2 separate regions of the Homo sapiens genome follow, and region 2 is linked to region 1. The links are chromatin loops, found by intact Hi-C in ENCODE. Cell type or tissue: PC-9. All regions are shown on one strand.

Region 1 (2,500 bases):
GAAGAGTCAGAGATAATGCTGTGTGAGAGCCACAGTGGAAAGTCGGCTTTCTAATGGTCTGGACAAGCCCCCTCCTGCTGCTTACCATCCACAAAGTCTTGGGAATCAAGGTGTCTCCTTCCATGTTCTACAACATTCCATGGCTATTCTTTCTATATTCCAGCTTTGGGAAATTCATCATTAAGTTATTGTTGAGCTTTTTTCTCCCCTGCCCTTTAGGACTGACCAATTCAAGTTCCTATGAGTCCACATAAGCCTCATTTTCTAGCCTCAAGTTATTCATGTCTCTTTTTCACCATGCGGCCTGGAAAAGACCTAGTTGGGCTTGATCAGATTGGAATTAAGTCAGGGACAGCACATGGCTCCTGAGCCCAGGGCAGCTCTGCACTCCTGAAATTTCAAACCTTTGCTGAAAGCTTAATAATTTCTTTTTAAAAAATGTTGTTCTTCCACCATTGCCCATGGTTTTTGTACTCTTTCTTTGTTCTCTAAATGTCTAGAACAAAAGTCACAAACTGGTGACCGTCAGGTTGAGTGTGACCTGCAGACATATTTTTAAACACAGTGCTTTTAAATAATGAACTAATTGGGAATTTTGCATACAAATCTGGTTATCTAGCTTCTCTTGAAAAATAGGTGTAGCCACACACAGCTGGCATTCTGTCGTAGAATAATCAGTTGACCCCAAGTGGTGGCTGTCTCTGAGGGGTCTCCAACTCAGTAGAGACCCCCGACTCATACAAGGTATGTCTCTGGCCTGATCCCTGTGCTGATTTTCTCGTTTATGTGACCTTCCTGACTCTTTGTCTACAGTTACACGCAGAACAGAAGCAAATTACTTTAAAGGTTTTGGGTAAAGAATTGCAACCTATTTTGGACAAATGCCTTTAGTTTTTGGTGACTTCCTGAATCCCAGCCTCAGTATCAATGAATGATCACACACTTCAGCAATTTATTGTGGGGGCCTCTCCTATACAAGGATGGCGGAAACAGAGAATACAGGTTGGTATTTCAGTTATTTTTACCTTAATTTTCCACCTTTTGTTGACTTTGAAAGGTATTCAGTGACAGGTTGCATTGGTATGTAAAATGCTTTATAGAATCAGGCCAATTATTATTCTTGGAGGGAAGACATCTTTTTGTGGACACGAGGTTGCTTCACTGGAATGCTGACAGAAGAGAAGTGAAAAATTGCCTGAGACCCTGAGAGTTCATTTGGTCATGAACCTGACACCTGGAATAGCTAAGGGATTTTTAAAAATCCTTAATTAAAAAAAATTTTTTTTAAAGTCGTAAATCTGGAAGGAGCAGGAAGAAGGGATGACAGGTTTCAAAAAAAGGAAGACGGAAGAATTTTAAAAAGGACACTGTTTACGAACGTGCATGTGTGCATGTGTGTATGTGCACGTTTGTGGAATGGAGGGCATGTGAGTTTGTGCATGATAAAGGGAGAGTGCATGCTCGTGTGTCATAGGAGATTTCCCTCGAGTTCCCCTTCAAGATGTTTGTTTACTGAAGGCAGAACAATTTATGAGGCGCTTCCATCACCGTTACCAACTGACTTTTGATCATTGCCCGAAGTGTCAGTCTGAACGCCTTTCACTCAATTTTTCATTCTTCCTCCCTTTCCACAGTCTCTGCTAGCACAGGAAGGAGTTATTCAAAAGTATTTACTGAGATCCTATTACTTGCCTTCAGTCATTCTGCACACTGGGAATTGCAGGCAATGCAAAGGCCGGAAATAAGGCAGGCTGGGTGGGTGTGCTCGGGCATAGACAGCCATGGACTGCCCTGGAGTTTGCTGGGAGCACAGGACGGTGCAGAGGGGCAGTGGCCATGGTTAGTGCCCTGGTGGCTGCAGAAAATGATTGAGATTTTATTCTAATTGCAATGGGAATTCGCTGAAGAATTTTTAAGCAGGAGAGCAATATAGCTTGATTTATATGACCATGGCTGCAGAGAAATAAGTATACTTTCATTTATATATTAAAAATTAGAGAGAAATGTAAGAAATTGTTAATTAATTAAAAATAACATCGATAAACCTATTATATGTTAACACTATATTTTATGAAAACTATTTTCCAAAGCAAAGAAATTTTAGTGAGAAAAGTAGTATCGCTTTACCTTTTTGCAACTCTTGCTAATGTTTGGCTTAAAAGAAGATAGTTGAATTCTCATGTTTGCTTCTGAATAAAATGTGATGTGTTATTTTAGCTAAAATATATGAAGAAAATCTGGCTTCATACAGAGATGTAGTTGTAAAGGGGAGAGGTGCTTAGTACATAAATGTGGATATTTTTCTACATGAAAAATTGACAAGTAGTTTCTTAAAGGTGAATTTCAATATGGATTCTGAAACCACATCAATGCACTCCATACTTACTTACATTAAAATCCATTGACCAATCTTGCATTTGAATGGATCTTTCACTCATGTATGATCTTATAACATCAGCATTGGTCATTTGGAAAATAATGACCCGCTAAATTATGCAGA
Region 2 (2,500 bases), 140 kb after region 1:
CTAAAGCCAAAAATAAGCCAGAATTAATCAGAATTACCTAACTATCTCAGGCTAAGTGGAGTTCAAATGATCTGTAATCTAGAATCTAGATCAACCTTCCTCTCACTCCCACAGAAAACTCTAGAATGTGACATTGGGAAAATGCTCTGTCATTTCAGAGGCACCACCTCCTGATTCTGTGGTCCTGGCATGTCAGCACCTGACTGTGGTGATCTGAGAAATGGGGATAGTAAGGCCTGCCCTGGCTCCCCAGATGGCTTCTCTAGAGATGCAAGACACATTGATGTGAAGCAGAGCTCTTCAGAAGTGGGGCAATGCTGGAAGCGGACGTTGTGGGGTGTTTGGTGGCTTCTCAGAACTCATTGGCCATGTCCAACCCCCTTCTCTTCATGCCCTATTTTTACTCCTCTTTCAAATGTCCTGCTCTTCACTTCTCACCACATACTTCTTCTTCGAGATTCCTTTTCCCCGGTTCTAGGTCTTGGTTAAGATTTCCCAAAGGTATTTTCATGGATCCCTAGTCCCCAAAATGGCCCACAACTAAAGGAGGTTCTAAGAACAAATTGGTTTGAGAAACAACAAGCACCATGACCGCCTTTCAGAAAGTACAGCTCTCATTAGGCTCTGAGAAGTCTTGCAGGAAGGAAGCTTGTCTACCTGTGCTCTTTAGTTAGTACTTTCATAATTAATTTGACCACAGAAGCCATTGTTCAAATATCGCCTATTAATACCTCCCCCAAAATACAGCTTGGGAAATGTCCTAGATAATGATGATGATGATGATATGATGATGATGATGAGGCCCATTGATCAAACACTTACTACATCAGAAATAAACACTTAATAACATTTAACTCTCAGGCAACCCAGTGAGATGGGTGGCATTACCCATACCTAGAAAGTGAGACTGATTGACACCCAGGTCTGGCTATTTCTGTTTTACAAATAAGGAAAATGAGATGCAAGGAAGGTAAGTATTTTGCCCAGTCTTATAGCTAGTGAGTAGTGGAGTTGGGCCATGAACCCAAGTCTTGTACCCAGGTCTGTCTAACTTTAAAGGTCCCACTCCTGATCACCGCACACATGAGCCTGTGGCTCGTAGGCTGAGTTCACACATGGCTTCACACTGGAGGGGCTGCTCAGGCATGGCCACCCCTCAGGAGTTTATATGATGGAGGGTGGAATTGGATCCATAGGCAGCCAACCTAGTGTATGGCCCTCAGCAACCCATAAAATGGGACAGTCACACCCTCTGGAATCCATTGCAATGGGACAGTCACACCCTGTTGCTGGAAAAAACAGGAAACCCAGATTCAAGAGCTGGAGTGGTTTTGACCAGTGTGGTTTAACCAGGCAGCAGCCATGAAGCCTGAAGTGCTCCAGAATCTGTCCTTTCAACAAATCTACCCCACCCTCCCAGGACCAGAGCTTTGCTCCTGCATCCACAGTGCTCAAAGCTGCTTAGGTTGCCTGGCTGCTTTTCGCTAATTGAAACCTGTTGTGGTGCCTGTTGCTATAAACACTTGGCCAATTTGCATAAGTATGTGACATTATAAAAGTTCCTGAAAGATCTTATCCACATGGCTGGCACAGGGCCCAAATGAAAAGCCAGGTAGACAATGTGTGTGTTATTAAAAGAAATAATAATCTTGTTTATGTTCCTTGTGCAGGTGAACAGGGCAAGAAATGGAAAGCGTATCCAATCCAGAGGCAGTGAGTATAGCCTGCTTTGTTTTGTTTTGAAATTATTTGAGTTATTTTTCTTGTACCTCCCAAGCTGCCTGTCACATGTGAAAAGCCGGATTGAGGCTGTTAAGGTTATACAAATGGGTTTGTGTTTTGCAGCGGAAGGTTCTGAGTGCTGGAGACTCACAGAGCAGGAGGAAGTTTGGAGATCACCACGTCCAGTGGTATCATTTTACAGATGTGGGAAACTGAGGGCCTGAAACTTGCATGAGACTCCTGACTTCTATGCTGGGGCTCGCTCACACTTTCCAAAAACACTCCAGAATCAACCAATACACTCACCCTCATTTTCAACAGAGTAAAATGCATTTAGATGTAACAAGACAAAATCAAAGCCTTCCCAAGCTTTGGGGTTTGGTGAGCCCACGGCCTCCTGAAGCCCTCTAACCTCCCCAGCTCTCAGTGATAGTCAACTGTTTAGGACCACCAGCCCGAGCCAGGAGCTGGCGTGTTCTTTCACATACAATTTCTTTCAACCTTCTGAGCTCCTCTAGGAGGTGAGTCCTTTTCAGCTGTGGAAATCAGGGCTGAGAGAAGTTAAATAATGCTCCTCAGTTACACAACTAGAAAGCAGGGCTGTGAATGAAACGCAGAACTGGCTAACTGCAAGCACTGGTTTCATCACTTCGTAGGGTTGTTGGAACGATTGAGCAGGACGGCACCCGTGAAGCACTGGTATGGTGCCTTGCACACACTGGGTACTTTAAAAGTGTCAGATTCCACCCCGATGTCTGTCCCGAGTCATCCATCACCT

What was found. A loop is a pair of places that touch in the nucleus more often than their neighbours do. Peaks named below come from ENCODE experiments on the same cell type or tissue, not always from the same donor. Only the 100,000 strongest peaks of a DNase experiment are listed, where the experiment ranks them.
Region 2: a loop joins it to region 1, with 3 times the contacts of the local background. A loop is called at or near these places in 1 of 110 quality-filtered maps.

What each region holds. Positions count from the first base shown.
Region 1 is chr11:129,736,982-129,739,481 of GRCh38, reverse strand. No RefSeq gene overlaps it. Among named protein-coding and RNA genes, the nearest start is that of TMEM45B, 78 kb to the left of the region's middle. In PC-9, no CTCF peak of the experiment used is centred here; DNase peaks (open chromatin) are centred at 1,051 and 1,471; H3K4me3 peaks cover 429 bases; H3K27ac peaks cover 2,500 bases.
Region 2 is chr11:129,592,303-129,594,802 of GRCh38, reverse strand. No RefSeq gene overlaps it. Among named protein-coding and RNA genes, the nearest start is that of LINC01395, 24 kb to the left of the region's middle. In PC-9, no CTCF peak of the experiment used is centred here; a DNase peak (open chromatin) is centred at 1,502.